Linked DNA regions of Homo sapiens: all the other regions are linked to region 5. A link is an interaction called in ENCODE POLR2A ChIA-PET data of the cell type or tissue named here. Cell type or tissue: MCF 10A. All regions are shown on one strand. Each heading gives the region's core, and the rest is flanking DNA. Links, peaks and the distances in the headings are about the cores only.

Region 1 (4,780 bases), core at 378-4,377, 110 kb before region 5:
AAGGATGGAATGATATGCTCTCTGAGGTTTTCTTTAAAATAATCCTGTGAGGTACACAAAGGCAGTGACTGGGGTATAGCTGAAACAAGAATGACTATTTGCCATCTTCACAGGAAGATGAATGATAGGTATATGGAAGTTCACTGTACTATTTCTCTACTTTTGCATATGTTTTGAAATTTTCCAGAATGAAAAGGTTAAAAGCGGGCGGCGGGGGGGGGCGAGGGCAGTGGAAAGAAAGGTTTATTTTCTTTCCTGATGAAAAATCCTACAAGTAAATCTTCTCTACTAATATACAGCTGAGAAATCGGTCACACTTCAATTTTATACTTCATTTTTCTCTTTACTGTATATGAATCTTTAAATTTGAACTTAAAGAATTAAATTAAGCTGAGATTGTGCTACTATACTCTAGCCTGGGCGATAGAGCAAGACTTTGTCTCAAAGAAAAAAAAAATATATATATATATATATATATTTTAGATATAAATCTAATGGATAATGGGTATATATTATATATAAATATACATTTTTTCCATTCTATTTCTCCGTTTTTTCCATTCTATTCCACATATATATGAATATATAGATATCTATATATATTTTTTCCATTCTATTTCTCTTTATTTCTTAATGTTGCCTAGTACCTCACAAATTGATTCTGCATCCACACTGTGTAAGTGCTCATCATAGCAAATAAAATAAGTGCTCAACAGGTTACCTATATCTGTCCGCTTAATAAAACAGCTATAGCAGCTATAGCGTAACAAGATCATTGCTTAATAAAGATGTAAACATTGTGTATCTATATGCCATAATTAAAACTTCCTTCAATTCTTCCAAACAAATAGTTATGAGAATGTAAAATGGTTCTAGGCACTTTGTATCAGAACCAACGTAATCAAGAACACAGTTCAAGTGTAGGTCTCTAATCCATTTTTTGGTAACCCTTCCCATTCTGCTGTGATGCAACTTTTTGTTGTATAGCCTTTTTACCAGCACTGGGTACCCCAAAAGTGACACTAGTAATGCTGAGGGAGAAGGAACTACTATTTTTTTTTTCCAGACAGGGTCTCACTCTGTCACTGACACTGGAGTGCAGTGGCACAATCACTGTACTCACTGTAGCCTCAACATCCCAGGCACAGGTGATCCTCCCACCTGAGCCTCCAAAATAGCTGAGACTACAGGTGCATGCCACCATACCCAGCTATCTTTTGTGGAGATAGGGTTTCACTCTTTTGTCCAGGCTGGTCTCTAACTTCTGGGCTCAAGCAGTCCACTCACCCTGGCCTCCCAAAGTGCTGGGGTTACAGGCATGAGCCACTACCTGGCCACTAGGGCTGCTACTTCTTTACTTGAAAACCTTCAGTAAATCGACATGTTTTATTGCTTTTTAAAAAAATAGGTCAGTTTTAAAGTCTTACCTTCTTTTCTTCTTTGTTCCAAGGGAATTACTATACTAGTGCCATCACCATATCAACAGACTACCTTTCTCTTTTTTTTTTTTTGAGACTGTCTCACTGTGTTGCCCAGGCTGGAGTGCAGTAGCACAATCCTGGCTCGCTGCAACCTCCACTTCCTGGGTTCAAGTGATTCTCGTGCCTCAGCCTCCCAAGTAGCTGAGATTACAGGTGTCTGCCACCACGCTGGACTAATTTTTGTATTTTTAGTAGAGACGGGGTTTCGCCAAGTTGGCCGGGCTGGTCTTGAACTCCTGGCTGGAATTACAGATGTGTGCTGAGGAGCTGGGATTATAGATGCGCACCACCACACTTGGCTAATTTTTGTATTTTCAGTAGAGACGGGGTTTCGTCAGGTCAGCCAGGCTGATCTCAAACTCCTGGCCTTAAGTGATCTGCCCACCTTGGCCTCCCAAAGTGCTGAGATTACAGGCGTGAGCCACCACATCCAGCCCTCAATAGACTACATTTCTAAGTGATAAAAATACAAAGGCAACCAAATAACCTGTCTCTGTTTTTATAATGTAATGCTATACTGCAGAGGGAAAAATCAGTTACATGGCATTTTTTACACTTTAAATTTTGATAATGGTACCCTTATGCTCAAAGAACTAGAGAAAAAATCATGCTACTATAACCTTGAATGAGGTTTTTAAAAATAGTGGCAATGTTATTTGAAAAAGCCAAAGGAAATGAAATTTTTAAAATTAAAGTATTTTAAAATTACAATTGTTTCAATTACTTAGTTTTAATACCGCGACTAAGTAATTTACTTTTTTTCTTTTTTTTTGAGACAGAGTCTCACTCTGTCGCCCAGGCTGGAGTGCAGTGGCGCTATCTCGGCTCACTGCAACCTCCGCCTCCTGGGTTCAAGCAATTCTCCTGCCTCAGCCTCCAGAACAGCTGGTGCTACAAGCGTGCGCCACCATGCCTGGCTAATTTTTTTTATTTTTAGTAGAGATGGGGAATCACCATGTTGCCCACGCTGAAGTAATTTACATTTTAATTGATTTTACTAAGTTAGGTTTGGTTTTACAAAGAAACCAAGTTCTTCCTAAGATCTTAAGTATACAATGAATCAAAACAAAGAACCGACTTTATAAACTGGAAGCTACAGAAAATCAAAAGGAAGAAGAGAAATATGTTTGTATAGCCTGTCATTTTCTCCAGGTATGACACAAAAAAATCTCTACTCAAGCTAAACACTGGACTTCCACAATTGTTAGAAATTTGGAGCACATTGCCTAACACATCTCCAAGGAACTTGGTTAGTTTCCACCAGTTAAACTATAAAGATTTTGTTTTGAGAATTGCAGACTAGTCATAATGAGTCACAATAATACACGCCAACTCCAGGACAACAGTTACCTCTAGCAAGTGAGGTAAGGGTTAGGGGGTGGGGGGTGGGGAGAAATCTAAAATGTTTTCTAGCTTTAAAGAAATATGGCAAATGTCAACACTTATGAAATACAGCTGTTAGGCATAGGTTAAACTATTCACTATACTTTTCTGTAGGTTTGAAATATTTCACAATTAAAAACTGGAGAGTAAATCATAAGTTTTAATAAGTTTGTGATTCCAAACCTTAATATTATCCTACACTGCGGTTTCTTTTAATCCTCCTCATCCCAACCTCAGATTATTAAAGCTACCACATATTTATGCATGAATACCTGAATATGAAGAGTGCAAACACTGCTTTTACAAATCTCTTTCTGGCCACTAAATAAAGGAACATTTTCTGCTATTAGGTTTAACTTTTCAGAGAGCAGACCTGGCTCAGGCAGTTGGCAGTAAAATACAAAACTAAATCTCTGCAGTCAGTCACAACCTTGGTGGCAGTTCAGGAAATAAACACTAAACTCATATATTTTTGTTCCTGTTTGTTCCTCCTCACAAGTATAAGATTGTCAGAAGCTGGTATGATTCCAAATGTTCAGTGGCAAGGCTGTTACTCAAAGGAGTAAGCAAAAAACAGAGCTTCCTTACTCCTTCCATAGGGCCTTTACTAGCGGAGTGAGAAAGAACCACTAGCTGCCAAAGTGAATGGGACTTGAAGATGGCTGCCCTGTGAAATGCAGTGATGAAAGAGACAAGCTGGAGTCACCACAGAGCATCTATCCAGGCAGACCTAGCAGGATTTCTATTACCTACTTAAAGAGACTGTTTTAACATATATTTCTAAATATCAGGAAATAGGGGCTAGTCACACAATCTCTTAGAGCTTCTGTCATATCATCTGCAAAATGAAGATTTTTTAAAAGTCCCTCCCTCGTGGAGTTGTGAGGAGAATTAAATAAGATAGTAAATACAAAGACAGGTTGTATTTACTATCTTATTTAATACAGATTTATTAAGACAGGTTATCCACCAACAGAAGTGGAATAAATACCTAAAAGTGTAAACTATACCTAAAAGAAATAGTTTAAAAGTGGTTCAAATCTGGTTAAAAAAATATGTACTGTATTCATTTTTTCTTTTTGAGACAGAGTTTCGCTCTTGTTGCCCAGGCTGGAGTGCAATGGCATGATCTCGGCTCACTGCAACCTCTGCCTCCTGGGTTCAAGTGATTCTCCTGCCTCAGCCTCCCGAATAGGCGGGATTACAGGCACTCACCACCACAGCTGGCTAATTTTTTGTATTTTTGGTAGGGACGGCGTTTCACCATGTTGGCCAGGCTGGTCTTGAACTCCTGACCTCAGGTGATCTGCCCACCTTGGCCTCCCAACCTGCTGGGATTACAGGCCTGAGCCACGGTGCCCGGCCCCTGTATTCTTAAAACCAACAATAAACACTGAAACAGGCATGCAATTCAGTGTTACGCATGAGGTTCCCCTAAGAAGCACTGGGGGGAGGAGTGTCTCTATTAGGTAGGCCATCCCAATAAAAAGTGATCAACACTTCACCAGGTATTTTAAAATGGAGCTTGCAATCTTTTCACACTACCACACACTAAATTAGCATTCTTCAAAGTATGGTCTATAAATCCCCAGGGGTCCTCAAGATCATTTGGGTGTCCACAAGGTCAAAATATTTTCTTAAAATATTTAATTACCTTTTTCACTGTGTTGATATTTGCCAATAGTGCAAAAGCAACGGTGGGTAAGGCTACTGGTACCACCACAAATTGAGGCCAAATGGTACCAAAACTGTATCACTGTTTTGCTACTACACTAAAGTGCTAGGTGTATTCTTCACCACCTAGCACTTGCAATTTTTTAAAAAGTCTGTTTCACTTCACAATGTCCTTGATGAACAGTAAAAACTGTTTTTATTAAATTTCAACCCTTGAGTATGCATCCTTTAACATTCTGTGA
Region 2 (4,780 bases), core at 404-4,403, 150 kb before region 5:
AGATTTTTGCCTGCTTTGTTTACAGCTATTTCTCTCACTTCTAAGAAAGCACCTGGCAGACAGTAAGTACTGAATGAATGAACAAAAAAAGTATAATTCTAAATCACATGGGGCTAAAACACATTAAAAATAAACTATGAAACAGGTATAATATATTTCCTCAGGGCTTAAAAAATTGCTGACTCTTTGAACGTCATAAAATTTGGGGTATCAAGAATTTACAATCAGCATTTTTAAATACTAATTACAAAATGTTAACCACATAAAAATTTAGGGGGCAGGGGAAGATCCTGAAACAAACTCTCTAACACAGTATATATGTTTATAAAAATTTCTCTATAGATCAAGAGAATAGGACGATATTCTGGCAACTACACTTGCTTTATACAGTACAATTTTTTTTTTTTTTTTGAGACAAGGTCTCACTGGGTCACCTAGGCTGGAGTGCAGTGGCATGCTCTCAGCTCACTGCAGCCTTCACTTCCCAGGCCCAAGCAATCCTCACACCTCAGCCACGCCCAGCTAATTTTTCTATCTTTTTGTAGAGATAGGATATCACCATGTTGCCCAGGTTGGTCTCAAACTCCTGGGCTTGAATGGTCCACCTACCTCAGCCTCCCAAAGTGCTGGGATTACAGGCATGTGCCACCATGCCTGGCCCAGTTACAGTATTTCGGATACATATTTATTATGGAAAAATTACAGCCCTGGAAAATAAAATATTACAAAGATCTTATACATGTCTTTAAAGAATCAAAATTTATAAAGACAACTAGAAAATGTAGTTTAAAAACTTTGATTCCAGGATGTATTAACAAAGTAGCTTAAAATACCTCAAATAAACAGCCCAGATACTGAAATTTCTTTAGTGCCAAAGAAACTCTTACTTGCTTTTAAAACCAAACAGCTTTTGAAGCAAACACTCAACAATAACCACAGTTTTAATGCAGTCAATAGGCGATATAACACACGTATCTCAATCCCCAAAGGGAAATATCAGGTATCATTCTGGAGTTACAAAACACCAACCTTTTTAATCGCATGTAGTTTTCACTGGCAGCTGGTCGGCATTCAGCTCTTTGTACCACTATTCCTTCCAATGACAGCTTATCTTGAATGGAAAAAAAAAAGGATTCAGAGATAATACTTATCATTTTCAAGACTGTATTTTGACACACTAAACACAGTAATATGACAATCAAATATAATTAATATCAAAAATCAAGAAAAAATAGTTAAGTTTCAGGAATCTCACTGGTCAGAACAGAGAGAAGCCTTATTCTTGGCTTAGTAACAAACTGGGCTCCTGTCAGATTTGTTTATTAGGCTGCTGTGGCCCTTTGCCAGGAACAGCTTTTATACACTCTGCTCCTTCTAAATAAGGTAGCTTAAAAGGGCATAAAATCAAATTAAAGAGTATAAAGGCTATCGTCTTTGACAAAGAAGTAACTTCTGAAAACACAGCTAGTCTAAACCACTAAATCAAAGACCGTGTGTGTGTGTGTGTGTGTGTGTGTGTGTGTGTGTGTTTGTGTATGTGAATAAAATTCTCAAGTACCTTGTGACTAAAACAGCCAGCCCAGAAAATACTGTGACACTGGGCAGGTCTACTGTCTGGGTTATATTGTGTACCAGTTCAGCCTGCCAGCTGCTCTGACTTCTGTTTTCCTGCAGAATTCTAAATCTGGGCATGTCAAAACAGAATCTTTAACTGCTATGAATATTTGTCCAAACAGAAAGGCAATTTCCCCTATCCTTAGTAATTCTTATAGTGACTCTGACATAAAACCTAGGAGAATCAGAAAAAGGAAACAAAGGCTAGCATCTATTGTGTGCCTACTGGCCACCAAGCATTGTGGTGTGGTCACTTGACAGACCTTACCTTATTGTATAATACACATATAAATGTCTCATAATGGTACCAGCTTTATACCCTGGAAATGTATGACTGTGGTTAGAAACAGTCATATTTCCACAAGAATTCACCTGGGTTTTAAGAAAAGACTCAGGAAATTCCCTGGCTCATGAGTAGTGCATTTATGATTCATCTTTTCAGAGAGAATTACTTCATTCCACTAACATTAGCAAAATGTCTGCTATGCAAAAGGCCCCATCTAGGCATTGTGGAATCAAGATGATTAAGACACAGTACTGTTTTCAAGAAGCATACAGTTCACTGGGGGAGACAGATAAATTGATCAAAATGCAGAAAGTGTATAGAACCATGCCTACATATTTATACTAAAAAATCTTTTTTTAGTGATCTTTGGATGTCTCCAAAATCTAGGAGACTCTGTACGAACTAATTACAAGCACACCGTATATAATCAATGTATCCAGGGTCCCTTAATGCAACATATGCAACAAATCTCAAGAAGATGCAGAAAAAGCAATGATGAGAAGCATGACTACCTTATACCAAAATATGGCAGGAAGAAAATATTTTAAAAGCCGTTATTATTTTATAATAAAGTTTAAATTCTAAAAATAATTTCCTCTCATTAAAGTCTTTAATAAAATTAAAATTTGAATTTTCTTAAAGCAAAAAGCTTATATTCAAGTTTGGCTCTTGCTGAAGCTGAAAGTTCTATCAAGAAAAATTCTTTAGTCGTCACAACAATAGCAAGATTTGGGAAAATCTGATATATCAAATGTCTTAAATGCATAAGGAAAGTCCAATAAAGGAAGACAATTAATCCTTTAAAAAAATAAATCTAGGTCGGCCACGGTGGCTCACAGCTATAATCCCAGCACTTTGGGAGGCCGAGGCAGGCAGATCATGAGGTCAGGAGATCGAGACCATGCTGGCCAACATGGTGAAACCCTGTCTCTACTAAAATATAAAAAATTAGCCAGGCATGGTGGCACACACCTGTGGTCCCAGCTACTCAGGAGGCTGAGGCAAGGGAATCGCTTGAACCCAGGAGGCAAAGGTTGCAGTGAGCCAAGATAGTGCCACTGCACTCCAGCCTGGCAACAGAGCAAGACTCCGTCTCAAAAAACTAAATAAATAAAATAAATCTAGACTACTATCCCTGCAAATAATTTAGTCACATATCCACGTTTATTAATGTTGCAACTAAAAGAGCTACTGATATGGTCTGGCTCTGTGTCCCCAGCCAAATCTCATCTCAAATTATAATCCCCACGTGTCAAGGGAGGGAAGTGACTGGATCATGGGGCAGTTCCCCCTATGCTGTTCTCGTGATAATGAGTGAGTTCTCACTGGCAGCTTTTTCCTGTGCTCTCACTTCTCCCTCCTGCCACCTTGGTGCCTGCTTCCCCTTTGCTTTCCACCATGAATGTAAGTTTCCTGAGGTCTCCTCAGGTATGCGGAACCGTGAGTCAATTAAACCTGTTTCCTTTATAAACTACCCAGTCTCAGGCATTTCTTTATAGCAGTGTGAAAATGGACTAATATAGCTACCTTTTACTAAGTGAATGCTCCCCACTTATTTAGCAGTACCTACTCCAGGTGGACAGGCTGAATTTAACTTTCAGTTAAAGGTTTGTGCTATCAACCTTCTCCATATGACAGCTCAAGGGTAGAAATCAGGTCCACAGCAACTGCCCATTACAACTTGGCCACCAATCTCCTCACTATTCTTCAGTCAAGGTCACTCACACAGAGCAATAACATTTACTTTCTCAAACCATAATTTTCTATCATATCTTCTTTTCAAACCTAAAATAGCTTCCAAATGCTACTCAAAGTGAATGGAAAAGTCTTCATCAGCAACGAATTTTCCCATCCACTGGATGTTCCTAAGTAACCTGACATCTCTGTTCACTTCCTTTCTCCCCTTCTCTTCTTAAATACATTTTTAAAAGGCCAATTTACTCCTGATGCAGCCCCCTAGGCATGATTTGCCTGCTCTCTTTTTAAAGCCTCATAGGAACACATTCTCATATTCTTTCCACTAAACCACACTTCTTGTCTTTTTCAAAATACTGCTTAAGATTTCAAAGGAAAGGTATTAAATTTTATTTTAAAAGTATTTAAAAGCACCCACTTGCACATTACTGCTGTTAATTATAGATCCTATTCATTAATATAGAAACCTTTACTTAAAGCTAGTTTGTTGACCCAGTTTAAAAGACCATAAATACTTGAAAAATAATTCATTTTATTCTCACACATTTCTTAACTATTTACTGAGTGCCTACTATGTAAAAGACAATGCAAGAGCACATCAGGAATAACAAATGAAACACGGCTCCTACCCTCAAGGAGCGTAGACTTTCTTAAACGTTCTGTGGCATGTATTAGTTAAAAAGTATAGATATGAATAGCTTGATTTAGCCATTCCACACATATACATATATCAAAACATCACGTTATATACCATAAATATACACAAATTTTACTTGTCAATTAAAAATAAGCTTAAAAAACCTAAATTTAAATGTTTTTAAAAGGAAAAATGTATAGACTCCCAAAAAACCTGTTTATAAGTTTTAACTGCTGATATCTACCATATTAGAAACTAAAATTAAGAAATTTCTAGAGAATGAGAGTGAAAAAATAAAAAAAAGCCATTAGCATTATTATAGAAATGGTCTTGACATCATTGATCCCTTGAAAGGATCTCGGGGACCCCTCTGCCCAGTGGTTCCCAGACCACATTTCGAGAGCTGCTGGTCTCGTAGGATAAGACAGGTACATAAATCATCTTAATACACCAGAAGCACTTTTGATACACCTCTACTTAACTCACCTCTAGATTAACAAAGGCTCTCAACTGCCTGCTATTAAATATAGCGACAGATGCCCACAGTC
Region 3 (4,780 bases), core at 300-4,299, 140 kb before region 5:
AAGGAGAAGAGGCACAAGATGGAATGGTTCAGAGTCTGTTCAGGCAAGCCTGCAGAAACGAGCACTCATCAGTGGTTTTGAAAACCTGGCAGGAGAAACCAAAAGTGAGTGAGCTAGGAAGTGTAAGGTGGCCCTGGGGTGATGACTGAAGGTCAGCAGTCCCACTTCCAGCTGTCCTGACTCACTCCTGCCTTCTCATCACCTCATGGAAGCCTATCCTCCAACAGCAACAGCATTGGGGCTTCCCATGAAGACATCTATAGACAGGCCAAACAGGGTGTAAGGAAGCAGACCCAGAGTACATAGTATCTATCCACATCACTTTATTTAAACAAGAACATGCTAGCACAGTCTCCATCACTATACTACAGTTATGTTGTACTAATTCTGGTATCCTATAAAGTTCAAAAAAAGAGGACTATACCTATAAATGAAATTGTTATGCCTTTTTGATTTTGCTATTATATGATGCTACTCATGTGCAGTGACTATTTGTAATGGTAACACAAGAATTCCATGAATGTACTTCCAGAGTTGTATCCCTTCTCCCTCAAAATCTATTCAGTATTTCTTAAAAAGTTGTATTGACAGAAAAGACTTAATCTAAAAAAGCAAAATCAAGACAAACATGAGATTGTCAGAATATAAGAGTAAGTCTTATTAAGTGCTGCAGGAGTAAAGGACGTTTTAGTCAAAATGTTGGCTTTGCTGTGAAGTCCTAGATAAAATACTAAAAATTCTCTGGAATGCAATGTTATCTTTGGTGAAATGAGGAAGTTGAATTTCACAGTCTCTAAGCAAAAACACAGCTCTAAAAACATTATGCCTTAGTTTTCTAGTTCGATTTCAACGAACTTTTGATCTCAATAATACATAAATGTTAACTTCAAGATCACTATAAGAATATAATTTTTTATACCTGAAAATCTAATATTGTTTAAAGAAAATAAGAAGTATGCATTTTAGAAGAATCTCTTCCAATATTCCTATGTCAACATACAGTTAAATAATTTTAAAATACTTTTAATGCAAGAGAAATATAAACTAAAGTCTAACTTTTAACAGTGTGGCCCAGCGCAGTAGCTCATGCCTGTAATCCCAGCACTCTGGGAGGCTGAGGTGGGCAGATCACCTGAATCCAGGAGTTTGAGACCCGTCTGGGCAACATGGCAAAAACTTGTCTCTACAAAAATAAATTAAAAACTAAAACTACAACAAAAAACAATGTAGTTTCCCAGAATAATTTAGCAGATAGGCCAAATAATAGTGTACTGGGGACAATGTTTACATTTCTTACCACTGAGCCTTTAAATGCTAGAAGTGAAACCTCAGAACCCTAAATTGCTTTGGAAGGGAAGTTATAGGGGAAAGAGGAAAAAGATGTGAGAAGTGGAGGGTGACATCATTCACACTGTTCCAGCTCCCAAGTTGAAAAACAAGGTTAGGCTTTGGTGATTTATTTTGCCCACTGTGAAACAAACAAACAAACAAACAAGAAACTAACTTACCCATGACACTATTTTGTAGTAGGTATTCTGAATCTAGATCTTTCTCCTATCTTCCTACGGTATATACATGCATGCACATACACAGTCACAGTATTTTCTATAATTGTCCAAGTCTTTGTTCAGCACAGAAGCAGGCTCCGAGTGAAACAAGTTCATGAATTTTCCACAGAAAATCTTAAGCAAAAAAATTAAGTGATTACTGTAAAGCCTATTTGATTTTTTTTTTACTTTTAGGGTAAATAAAATAATAAAAAATAAAAAATAAAAAAAATTCTTAACATCCTTTAACATAGATCTCCAAATCAGAATCATATGCAAATCCAATTAAATTCAAGTGCAGTGTCACAAGTAGCAGGTTAAGTATTCTTATTTGTGTCTCAAAAATGACTACAATACTTTGAAATGTGTGACTTTTTCCGGGAAAGAAAATTGTATACACCTAGAATTTTCACCTTATGTTTCCTACTTAAATTTACTTTAAAAAGATGACACTAAATCAATATACATTATTTTCCAAAAGATGACAATATTATTCAACATTAAGCCTGCCTGATTAAAAAATAACTTAGGCATTTAGAAATAGTTAAACATTCACATTTGGATGAAGAATTAAACATTTGGATCTGCTTAACTGACAAGAGGAAATTCAATTTATTCTGAGTAACTCTTATTACTTCAAAGGATAGACATGAAAATCCTTTCACAACAAATCCCTTCCCTGATACAGTTAAATGCAAATTCTCTTTTCCGTCTTACTCCAGAAAGCTCCTGCATACATAGGCTGATACGCCACCTACTGCAAAACCGAGCTGACAGCGCAGGCGATGCTGCCAGCGTTTCCATTCCATCACCAGGCTGGGGCTGAATAAAGGCGTGCTTGTGTGGTAGTGTCTCTTTTTAAAAAATCTCAAAGCCAAGAAGAACAAGCTGAAATAGCATCTTCAAAAAATGGAGCGTAAAATAAACAGAAGAGAAAAAGAAAAGGAGTATGAAGGGAAACACAACAGCCTGGAAGATACTGATCAAGGAAAGAACTGCAAATCCACACTGATGACCCTCAACGTTGGTGGATATTTATACATTACTCAAAAACAAACACTGACCAAGTACCCAGACACTTTCCTTGAAGGTATAGTAAATGGAAAAATCCTCTGCCCGTTTGATGCTGATGGTCATTATTTCATAGACAGGGATGGTCTCCTCTTCAGGCATGTCCTAAACTTCCTACGAAATGGAGAACTTCTATTGCCCGAAGGGTTTCGAGAAAATCAACTTCTTGCACAAGAAGCAGAATTCTTTCAGCTCAAGGGACTGGCAGAGGAAGTGAAATCCAGGTGGGAGAAAGAACAGCTAACACCCAGAGAGACTACTTTCTTGGAAATAACAGATAACCACGATCGTTCACAAGGATTAAGAATCTTCTGTAATGCTCCTGATTTCATATCAAAAATAAAGTCTCGCATTGTTCTGGTGTCCAAAAGCAGGCTGGATGGATTTCCAGAGGAGTTTTCAATATCGTCAAATATCATCCAATTTAAATACTTCATAAAGTCTGAAAATGGCACTCGACTTGTACTAAAGGAAGACAACACCTTTGTCTGTACCTTGGAAACTCTTAAGTTTGAGGCTATCATGATGGCTTTAAAGTGTGGCTTTAGACTGCTGACCAGCCTGGATTGTTCCAAAGGGTCAATTGTTCACAGCGATGCACTTCATTTTATCAAGTAATTACCTGTGTCACGAACAAAGGCAACAAGCATGCAGCCAGCAAGCTTCGGAAAACCACAGCATCAAAGACATCCCAAATAACATGCCCAGCTAGCTCTGTACTACAGAGCCCTGCTACTAATCAATTACTGTGAGCTAACGGTATGTAAATTCTATCGCTAAAGATGTCCTTCCTCTGGGGTGTTCCTACTGATCAGACTCTTCCACCTAAAATGAAAACAGTAACCTTCTATATACTGTAAATAAAGACTGAAAGCTTTTGCTATTTATTTGTCCTTAAGCTGTCTTTCAATTCAGATTGTCTTGGGTATTTGCACAAAAAAGAAAGCATGTACATTATCTATCGTTCATTTAAGTAAATGGTAATAAAATATTTTAAGGGGCTATTAATATTTAAAATCCTTTTCTACTATGGCAAAAATCTACAGAGAAACTGAACTGGCAAAATTAACTACCTGGAGCAAAACAGATGTGCAGATCTAACTAAAACAGAGCTATAGTGAAACAAAATGAGATTGTAAGAAGACATTAAAGCTATTGATTTGATTTTTCCATAGCAAGCACCAAAAGCTTATATTCACAGTTCCTGTGTTTCATATTAGACTTATAGCTGAATTGGTATTTTGCTGAAAATTCCTAGAAAACTGCTTGATGACAATAAAAAGTAAATAAAAGCACTGCTACCTTCTTTGATTGTATTAATGATTATAATAAAAAGTTACAGGTCACTTTAAAAGCAAACAGTACCACTTGATGATTTTGCATAAAATTATGCATTGATGTCAACCGGCAGGCTACAGGAACCCTGGCTGGTCCTGGAAGTGACAAAAACCAGCAAATTCAATTCTTTGCAGGCTGAGTTCCCACAAAGCATGGGTAACTTAGTCTCAATAGAGTATCTGTTATTAGAATAATAAAGGAGTTCATTTTCAGAATCATCCTAAGTATCTGTTCATTTTTCAAGCTCAAAAATATTAAATGAACATCACTAAACATTATTCTTATGAAAGAACTTTGATTGTTTTCAATACCTTTTTGGATGCTAAATCTCAGACTCAGTGAGTTAACATTACTTCATGCCAAACAAAAAATTATTTTTAAAAATTACGTTTTATGTATGGCCGTTTCAATGAAGTAGTCTACAAACTTAACTTTAAATGAGTGTATTTTCCCCCTGCAAAGGACAGCTAAATCATTTCACTTGTTCTTTAACTTCTAAGAACAAAATATATTTAAATTTGCTCTTTTAAAATTAAACGATTAAATCTGGTAACTAAATCTTAATTTTAATAATCTCAAGAAGATGTCTGAAAATCTTGACTGAGGTTACATAAATTAGCATATATGCCAAAAGTTTGATGACTCATAAAAACTTAGAATAAGTAAAGCTAATGTTCATTTCCAGAACTATAACTGACTTCTAGTTATAACATCTAATGTAATGTAAAAGTTGGCTGTATATGCTAAAAGAAACCTTTTAAAATCTGTTCTACAAAAAAATTCCTTCAAAAATCACATTTAAAAACCAAATTCCACATTAGCTA
Region 4 (4,780 bases), core at 366-4,365, 180 kb before region 5:
TCAATATTTTGGGAGTAAGATGCTTTTCAGAGGACTGCAATAGTAAGTATACGTCAATCTATTAGAAGTGAATCTAAGTGGCAATGAGGAAATTTTAGGGCTTGGAATTAACAAGTAAATGTATTATATCCTTATCTGGCAGGGCTACTGAAGGGATTACAGATAGTAAATATTAAATTACTTGGGCAAGCATCTCTTACAAATATTTATTAATTATCTGTAAGCTTCATGAAAACAGGGACCATGATCATATGCCTAGGGCCCAGAACAGGCATGTAAAACCCAGTGCGTTGAATAAATAAATAAGGAGGAAAAAAGAAGAAAAGTCTCAGGCTCCATTTCATCAGAGAGGGTTATTTGGTTTTCAAATCATAAGGCTTACAGTAATATATGCTAACATTTAGATTCAGCATTTAAGAGAATAGATATAAAATGCATTAAGGCTTGCTTTTCACTCTGTAGGAAATAGCCAATAAAGGAAAATACTCCATTATTGACTTGAACTGTCCAATATGGTAGCCACTAGCCGTGTCTATTTAAATTAATTAAAAATAAATAAAATTAAGAATTCGCCTCCTCAAGGACACTAGCCACATTTCAAGTGCTTAATTGCCACATGTAGCTAGTGGCTATCATACTGGACAACAAAGATATAACACACTTCTACCATTGCAGAAAATCTATTGGATGGTGGAAGAGAATCACAAACTCAAATGTCTACAGGGGCCTGTCCAGTGCAGTAGAACATAAGAGAGAGAAGCTGGGGCTAGAGTGAACCAGAAAATAGAGAATATGCTCCACCCCAGGTGGGTAGCAAGTACTCAGCTCTAGCTGTTTATCACCCTGTAGGAATGTAGGCACAGTGTTTATTATCAGATCTTCTAACTATTTAAGAATGCAGATATATATATATATATATATATTTTATATTTATTTACTTTTTTTTAAGGCAAGGTCTCATTCTGTTGCCCAGGTTGGAGAGTGCAGTGGTCTGTGGTATGATCACGACACACTGCAGCCTCAACCTCCTGGGCTCATTTGATCCTCCTGCCTCAGCTGCCCTTGTGGCTGGGATAAAAGATGCATGCCACCACACCCGACTAATTTTTTCTAATTTTTTTTTTTTTTTTTTGTAATAACAGGGTTTTGCCATGTTGCCCAGCTGGTCTCAAACCCCTGAGCTCAAGTGATCCGCCCACCTGGGCCTCCCAAAGTGCTGGGATTACAGGCATGAGCCACCATGCTCAGACAAGAATTTATAATTTTCTTTCCTTTTTTTGAGAGGTAGTTTTCCTCTTGTCACCCAGGCTGGAGTACAACGGTGCGATCTCAGCTCACTGCAACCTCCGCATCCCAGGTTCAAGCGATTCTCCTGCTTCAGCCTCCTGAGTAGCTGGGATTACAGGCGCCCACCACCATGCCTGACTAATTTTTGTATTTTTGGTAGAGACAGGGTTTCACCATGTTGGCCAGGCTGGTCTCAAACTCCTGACCTCAGGTGATCCAACCACCTTGGCCTCCCAAAGTGCTGGGATTACAGGTGTGAGCCACTCTGCCCGGCCAGTAATTATAATTTTCTGTGAAATCACTTAACAAATATTGCTAACTAATTCAATTTTTAAAATGAGCAATTCTCCCATACCAAACCAAACCAACAGAAAACCCTTTCAAAACCAAAAAAACATACACTAGCTACACCAGGCCACTAGTTGGCTGTCCTGATCTATATATATCTATATTCCAGGGGTTTTTTGTTTTAAACAAAGCAGCAACAAAGAGTTATTACTAGAAGCAGCAAAGTCATGACACAAGTGGGAAATAACCACTGGCATCAAGACTACAGTCTTATGAAAGGAAAAGCAATTCCCTTCCCTTCCATCCCCATGCTCCCATCCTAAGGTGAATCCATGAGTTGGCTGATGGGCTCTCCTAGATTGTTCTTAGGAGAGTGCATGGCAGTTGGTGTTCAGGCTAAGAACTAAAAAAAAAAAAAAAAAAAAAAAAAATCCCTCTACATAATACAGAAATTGGAACATTTTTGGTATATAAAACTAGCATCTTCATAAGATTCAACCTAATAGCTCCCTCTTAGTGAAAGACTTAATACTGAGTTGAATTCTTCTATATTCTCATATAATTCAAATCCCTAATTAAGTCCTGGCAGAATTGTGACATGCCCATGACCATAAAGCTTGTAAGGGGCAGAGTGGGGGAAAAAATTCAAGATTCCTTGTTTTGTGTTCATCACCTGTATCATAATTGCATCTTAGATATAATGAAGCAATGCAGGCATATTTTAAAGCTTATTAAATATATACTATCCCAATTTAAAATATTTATAGCTATTTAAGAAAATATATAATGTCCACACTATGTCCATTATATGCCATAAAAATACGGCAGCTTACAGTTTTGGGTAATTTCTTATACATCTGATTCAAATGTGTTCCGAAAGGGCCTATGCCCAGTGAGGGAATGATGATTCACACTGGACTTGGTTTTCTCCAAGATTTCTGTTAGAAACAACAAGCACCCACAAGTTTTTGGTATGTGTTGAGTAAGGTCAAATAGATGACAGACTAATGGAGTCTTTTTGTGCCTGTCTTGTTTTATTTTTTTAAATTACTGCCCAACTTCTGTTTTTCAAAGAAACACTGTAAGACTGTCAATCCACTGCCTAACTATCACTTCTTTAGGAAGAGTATATCACCAGCATTCCAGAGAGTCACTATATTACCTCTGTTAGCTAGACAACACAAGATTTCCACTAAACAGTCCAAAATATAAATATCTTAACTTATGATCAGAACATTTCTACTATCTTACGTAGTTTCCTTATCTCTTAGATTCTTTCCTTTTGAAATCTCTTTATCTGGAACTTGAAGGTATGTTCAGGGGATACTTTTACCTTAAGCAGTGGCGTTACTTCTAAGTCACCAGCACTCTGGTTGCAAGCAAGCACACAGATGCCCAAACTGGGGAGGGGCCAGGGAGGCAGGCAGCTCACCTAACAACTGCTTCTCATGAATCTGTGAGCAACAAGATACCTAAGACTGTACTGCCTGGAGATTTTGTCCAAATAATTATACATTTTGATTACTTTCAATTTATTCACTGCAATATATATTTTTCTTTTCCTTTTTTTCCTTTTTTTTTTTTTTTCGAGATGGAATTTCGCTCTTATTGCCCAGACTGGAGTGCAATGGCGCCATCTCGGCTCACCGCAACCTTTGCCTCCCAGGTTCAAGAGATTCTCCTGCCTCAGCCTCCCAAATAGCTGAGATTACAGGCATGCGCCACCACACCCGGCTAATTTTGTATTTTTAGTAGAGACGAGGTTTCTCCATGTTGGTCAGGCTGGTCTCGAACTCCCAACCTCAGGTGATCCGCCTGCCTCGGCCTCCCAAAGTGCTGGGATTACAGGCGTGAGCCACTGCACCCGACTATTTTTTTTTTTTCTTTACTTCAAGTCAGGCATGATGTGTCATGCTACTTTATGAAAGTAAACTGCTTTTCATCTCGAAAGTTCGGATTCCAAAATAAATGTGTGTGTGACAGGGAAGAGGAACAAGGGAGTGGGAAGAGGGAGGGGAGGCATAAGGGACAGCATGTGATAGAAGAAACTTACTGCTAATGCTTTTCCTGTTAATCACGCACTCTAGACACTATTTTAGTACAGGCATAAAGCAGAAATATATGAGGGGAAAAAACGTTGAGCTGATCAGGGACCATTTATTACTCCTCAATACATGACCAAGTGGCTATTCTTTCCATGATAGAAATAAAATCACCTTAAACTCCAATGGATGATGAATGAGAAAATACTTGAGTTTCATTCTTTAAAAACTTTTCAGGCCGGGCGTGGTGGCTCATGCCTGTAATCCTAGCAGTTTGGGAGGCTGAAGTGAGTGGGTTACCTGAGGTTGGGAGTTTAAGACCAGCCTGGCCAACATGGTGAAACCTCTTCTCTATTAAATATGCAAAAAATCAGCCGAGTGCAGCGGTGTGCACCTGTAATCCCAGCTACTCTGGAGGCTGAGGCAGGCGAATGGCTTGTACCTGGGAAGCAGAGGTTGCGGTGAGCTGAGATGACGCCACTGCACTCCAGCCTGGGCTACAGAGTGAGACTTCATCTCAAAAACAAACAAACAAACAAACAGAAACCTTTTCAAACTCTAACTCCAAATAAAGTGCCTAAATAATTTGATATGGTTCCCAGGAGTGGGGATGAAAGCTTTTCTATCAGAAGAACCAGTAATGTTTATAACTCAATATTAAAGAGAGCAAAAATGAAGTATCTTTTGTTTTTGATCCATGCCAGTAACTTTGCATTAAAAATCAGAGACTAAAGCAAATTCATGGCATACAGAATAGCCTTAAATAATACTTAGAGTAAAAGAATGTACCATGGTATGGCAGGTCTGAAACCAAGCTCTGATTTTAAGTTACAGGTCCATCCCTAGGTGTGACCTTGGTCAAGTTATTCAACTTCTTTAGTCCTTTGGTGCTCTCATGGAAAACAATGAGAATTATAACAGAAATAAGTGAGATAACCTTTATAAAACACTTAGTAAATGGCCTGTCCCATAGTATGTATTCAGTATATTTTAGCTATTATTGTACATCTTATTATCACTCCAGTACCCATATTGAACAGAAATGTATGGGAGTTATTTGAATAAGCACAACTTTTAATATTTATTTAGTTTACATATTGGATTTTAGAATCAAGACTTGTAAAATCTGTGTTCATCCTTTATGTATTCTGATAGGGGATATT
Region 5 (4,780 bases), core at 576-4,575:
ATCTCAAAAACAAAACAAAACAAAACAAAACAAAAAACAAATAAAATTATATGTGAAACAGAAAAAAAAATAAGTTATGCAGAAAAGGCTAACTACTTGCTTCCTGATATCAGGAGGCTTCTCTTTAGCTTTGGTTTCACCAAACTTATAGCAGTGGGGTGGAACAGCCTTGAGTGATGCTGGCCTCCAAGAAAGATCAGGACTCTCCATCATGGTCAGCTTTCCTTTCTCCTGAGTGTGATGGGGCAGGGGTGAGGGCACGCTGGGAACCAAGTTACTTATTAATAATAATAGAAACAAAGGTGGTCCTGAGGACCTTATCAGAGACTCTCAGGGGTTTAAAAACATAGATGGAAATTGAGTGAGAAGGAAAAAGTATGGCAAACATACAACGTGGCTGGGTACAGTGGCTCACACCTGTAATCCCAGCACTTTGGAAGGTCGAGGTGGGTGAATCACTTGAGGTTAGGAGTTCAAGACCAGCCTGGCCGACATGGTGAAACCCTGTCTCTACTAAAAGTACAAAAAATTAGCCAGGTGTGGTGGTGCATGCCTGTAATCCCAGCTACTTGGGAGGCTGAGGCAGGAGAATTGCATGAATTGGAGGGCACCATATTCACTCTGGGATCTAGTACAGATCCAGGAAGTGAGCCCCACGTTCATCAAAGTGGTCTGCTATATGATCTGTGAAATGTTAAGATGTATTGTAACATGTATAATAGAGAAGAGGCCCATGGTGTGGAAAACATCATGTGGTGGTCATTCAGAGCTTGGATTCTGAGATCAAGTGGCTCTGGGTTCCAATCTGCATTTGCTAGATACAGGCTACTTTCATGAGACTCAGTACGGTGGCTTAAACAGGAAAGTCATGGCCAGGCATGGTGCCTCACACCTGTAATCCCAGCATTTTGGGATGCTGAGGCAGGTGGATCACTTGAGGCCAGGAGTTTGAGAGCAGCCTGGCCAACATGGCAAAACCCTATCTCTACTAAAAATACAAAACTTAGGCTGGGTGTGGTGGCTCACGCCTGTAATCCCAGCATTTTGGGAGGCTGAGGTGGGTGGATTGCCTGAGGTCAGGAGTTCGAGACCTGCCTGGCCAACATGGTAAAAACCCATCTCTACTAAAAATATGAAAAACTAGCCTGTGTGGTGGCAGGCACCTGTAATCCCAGCTACTCGGGAGGCTGAGGCAGGAGAATCACTTGTACCCAGGAGATGGAGGTTGCAGTGAGCTGAGATCGCGTCACTGCACTCCAGCCTCGGTGATGAGAAACTCCGTTTCAAAAAACAAAACAAAAAACAAAACTTAGTCTGGCATGGTGGCATGCGCCTGCAATCACAGCTACTTGGGAGGCTGAGGCAGGAGAATCGCTTGAACCTGGGAGGCAGAGGTTGCAGTGAGCCGAGATCACACCACTGCACTCTAGCCTGGGCAACAGAGACTCCGTCTCCAAACAACAATAACAACCACCACCACCACCAAACCAGGAAAGTCGTGCAGTTCTCAGGTTCACAATCCAGATAGTGAGTGGAGCTAGTCTGGTGGATTGATGGTGATGGACACCCAGGCTCCCTTTGTCCCTCTGCTGTCCTGTCCCTTATCAGTTCACCATTACATTTGCCTTCAGGCTGTTGAAGGGAGAAACAGAAAAAAGGAGGCTCCCCTCCTTTCCTTCTAAGTGCTACACTCAGAAGTTGAATGCAGTCATTGGCTAGATTCCAGTCACGAGGCCACACCTAGCTGCAAGGAAGGCTGGGAGATGGGGTTTCGGACAAGCAGCCACCCAGCCAAAACATCCATGACTGAGTAAGACAGGAGTTGGCCTTAATCCCCAAATCACACAACAATAGCCTTATAAGCCTAAGAAGGAGTGGCAGCATGAACTCTGAAAGCATGTAACAGGGAGCCCTGATCCAGCCACAGGGCTTGGGGTGAGGAGGTTTAGGGAACTGACTTTTTCCAGAGGAAATGATTTTGAGCGGAGATCTGACAGGTCACTGGATGAAGCAAAGAAGAGGGTTCCAGAAGGAGGAACACTGCACAAAGGCCCCAAAATGGGAAGGACAAGGCATGTTTGAGGAATTGAAAAAAGGCTTAATTTAAGGAGAAGCATAGATGGGGTTTCTTCCCAAGGAATGGAGCCTGGCTAGTGAAAGATATTCCAGCACGAGCACCAGCTCTCACAGATACCATTTGTTTTCTGTGGCTTGGAAACATCCCACGGTGGTTTGTCTGGCAGCCCAGAGAGAGCTGACATTGGTTTGAGAAGGTCTAATTATTCCTCGTCTAAGACTTGTGTAAATGAGTAAAGTCTTTGTGTGGGTTGCTTTAGAAGAATTTGGCAAAGTTGTGTGCCTCGTTTGTGTTATTTATAATTTTAAGAAAGCTTAGGAAACAGTTTTAGCATCTTGTCTATAATATATTGAAATGCAGTGGCTTTGAAAATCATTTGCCTTTTTGAATTAAAGGAACAGATCGGCAATTGAGTAATGGATCCACCCTGGGACGTGGGAGGTGAGAGCAAAAGTAGTTGTTGACTCATCTCCATGTATGTGTGGTAACACATGAAAATCAGTTTCATTACTTTATAGCTTCACCACCTATTAAAGCCCTGTAAAGTGTGAGTCACAGGAAACTTGAGGTACTGGAATTTGAGAGAGCCCAGTATAAAAATTCATGAAATCTTTCTGCACCACTTACTCTACTTTTAGTTATTGCAACTGGGTAATCGTTTTTTTAAATTTTAATGTGCTTCTCCTTCACTTTCCCAAGGACACAACCTGTACTTTAGCTGGCTCCAGGCGTCTGTCTGATTAGGGAACATGCACATCTGTTATGGGAGGAAAGCCGAGAGAAAGACTGGGTAATTTCGAATTTTTGGCACTCAAAACCAGGATCAGGCAGCTGGCTTTCATCTTGAAGGTGGATTTTGCACTTCAGCATCTTTATCACACTCAGAAACCGGGGCCTGGCTCAGTTTAGGAAAAGGCAGTGCAGCATAGAGAAGATACTCCTAAGGCGAGCTGCCAGAGAAGATGCAGAATGCCCAGTGAATTTTAGATAAACAATGAATAATTTGTTAGAATAAATATGTTCCAAATATTGCATGGAACATAATTACACTAAAAAATTTGCTGTTTATTTAAATATAACTGGGCATCTCGTATTTTTTTTTTTTTGATAGGGAGTCTCACTCTGTTGCCCAGGCTAGAGCGCAGTGGCGCGATCTCAGCTCACTGCAGCTTCCATCTCCTGGGTTCAAGCAATTCTCGTGCCTTAGCCTCCCAAGTAGCTGGGACCACAGGTGTGTGCCACCATGCCTGGCTAATTTTTTGTGTTTTTAGTAGAGATGGGGTTTCATCACATTGGCCAGGTTGGTCTCGAACTCCTGAGCTCAAGCAACCTGCCTGCCTTGGCCTCCCGAAGTGCTGGGATTACAGACGTGAGCCACTGTGCCTGACCTGTATTTTTATTTGTAAACCTGGCATTCCCACCCCTTAAGGCTAGGACAGCTAGATAAGTACCACTCTATCTATAGTGGGAAAATAAACCAGGAGGGAAGAGTAGAGTGTGCTAGTCATACTGACAGGCCAACCTTGAAAGCCCCTTTCTCTATTTGAGCAGAACCCATTCCCACTAGAGAATCAGAAAGTACCAGATCTTGCTTTTCCAGCTCCTTGAGCACAACTGAAGGCACAGGCCAGTCAGGGACATCTTCCCTAACCCTGATTGATGAGAAATCAGGGGTTTGGAAGAAGCAGGTGCGGTACAGAGCAGATGATGGCAGTGACCGTAGCCGCATTATTGATCCCGTGTTGTCAGTGGTGGAACTTGTGGGGTCCAGCACAGAAGTGTTTCTAAGGCTTTCTTGTGGGCAATTGTTCCTGGCTGCAGAGCCTCAGTGCCTGGCTCTGGGCCTCTCAGGTTCCTGCAAGCCATCCAATATCCTTCTGATAAATTCCTTTGCTCCTTAAGTCCAGCAGCGTCGGTTCTGTTCCTTGCACCTAAAAACTGAGTGATAAATGAAATAAAAGCCTTTTGAGGTGTGAGGAACTGTGGAGAGAACAAGAGGAGTGAGATGGGAAAACAGAGTGGGCAGAAACGTGCCTGGAGAGCAGGTAGTATACAGTAAATCAGGGGAGGATAGGGGCCTTCTTACAGGATGCCCCTGTACCATTCTGCACTCACAGAGCCACTTGGGGAGGTTGCAGCCAGTTTTGATTCATAAGGACCAGTTTCCATGCTGATTGTATGGTGCTTGTACTTTACTGGCTTTTAAGTATTTCGAATGACTCCCGGGTGCACCCATTTCATCTTGGACAGTCTCTGAGAGTTAGTTGTTTAAAGCCTCCCTTGATGCCAGTATGTTACAGATAAAATCTAGAGTTTAGCTGAGGAGATTGACATAATGGAGGAGCAGTAGTTCCACAGCAAAGAACTGTGCAGTGAACAGCACTCAAGCCAGGGTTGAATGGGAAACACAGACAGACTTGACTGTGTTAGGGGACCCAGTAAGTGTTCATAGTCCAGGCAGCACCCCTGGGCCAGGTCAAGCTAAGTTAGACTAGGATAGCCATGGAATTTCAGCCTCAAATGCCAGCCCTGCCAGGGGCACTATGAAGGAAAGAGATGCTGCCTATGTTCTTGAAGTCCCCAACTCTTTTTGGCCATCATGAGGTTATAAAAACCATAATCTTCCATGCTCCCTTAGGGAGAGAAGCAGAGGGCAAGGTGGGCATAAGACACACACATGGACATAGGTGACCTACATGGATG

Evidence for each region. Peaks named below come from ENCODE experiments on the same cell type or tissue, not always from the same donor. Only the 100,000 strongest peaks of a DNase experiment are listed, where the experiment ranks them.
Region 1: POLR2A ChIA-PET joins it to region 5 with 14 read pairs; 4 of 35 experiments call an interaction of 5 or more read pairs at or near these places.
Region 2: POLR2A ChIA-PET joins it to region 5 with 10 read pairs; 2 of 35 experiments call an interaction of 5 or more read pairs at or near these places.
Region 3: POLR2A ChIA-PET joins it to region 5 with 39 read pairs; 2 of 35 experiments call an interaction of 5 or more read pairs at or near these places.
Region 4: POLR2A ChIA-PET joins it to region 5 with 13 read pairs; 6 of 35 experiments call an interaction of 5 or more read pairs at or near these places.

The regions. Positions count from the first base shown.
Region 1 is chr13:45,161,009-45,165,788 of GRCh38, reverse strand. The region is part of intron 4 of GTF2F2 (general transcription factor IIF subunit 2); the gene reads right to left. Among named protein-coding and RNA genes, the nearest start is that of KCTD4, 38 kb to the left of the region's middle. In MCF 10A, for the core only: no CTCF peak of the experiment used is centred there; a DNase peak (open chromatin) is centred at 2,788.
Region 2 is chr13:45,203,755-45,208,534 of GRCh38, reverse strand. GTF2F2 (general transcription factor IIF subunit 2) reads right to left here. Exons shown (of 8, transcript NM_004128.3): 5 at 1,030-1,111. LOC124903168 (a long non-coding RNA gene) reads left to right here. Exons shown (of 3, transcript XR_007063780.1): 3 at 1-55. Among named protein-coding and RNA genes, the nearest start is that of KCTD4, 5.1 kb to the right of the region's middle. In MCF 10A, for the core only: no CTCF peak of the experiment used is centred there; DNase peaks (open chromatin) are centred at 1,344 and 2,034.
Region 3 is chr13:45,192,244-45,197,023 of GRCh38, reverse strand. All of the region lies in intron 4 of GTF2F2 (general transcription factor IIF subunit 2), which reads right to left. It overlaps KCTD4 (potassium channel tetramerization domain containing 4), which reads left to right. Exons shown (of 2, transcript NM_198404.3): 2 at 2,270-4,171. The coding sequence starts at 2,457. The coding sequence ends at 3,236. Among named protein-coding and RNA genes, the nearest start is that of KCTD4, 6.4 kb to the left of the region's middle. In MCF 10A, for the core only: a CTCF peak has its summit at 2,293; DNase peaks (open chromatin) are centred at 2,313 and 2,783.
Region 4 is chr13:45,237,328-45,242,107 of GRCh38, reverse strand. The region is part of intron 5 of GTF2F2 (general transcription factor IIF subunit 2); the gene reads right to left. The region is part of intron 1 of LOC105370190 (a long non-coding RNA gene); the gene reads left to right. Among named protein-coding and RNA genes, the nearest start is that of KCTD4, 39 kb to the right of the region's middle. In MCF 10A, for the core only: a CTCF peak has its summit at 1,736; a DNase peak (open chromatin) is centred at 2,517.
Region 5 is chr13:45,053,518-45,058,297 of GRCh38, reverse strand. LOC107984596 (a long non-coding RNA gene) reads right to left here. Exons shown (of 3, transcript XR_001749861.1): 2 at 3,660-4,015. Among named protein-coding and RNA genes, the nearest start is that of GTF2F2, 65 kb to the left of the region's middle. RefSeq lists enhancers at 1,590-1,884, 1,614-2,813. In MCF 10A, for the core only: no CTCF peak of the experiment used is centred there; DNase peaks (open chromatin) are centred at 1,787 and 2,557.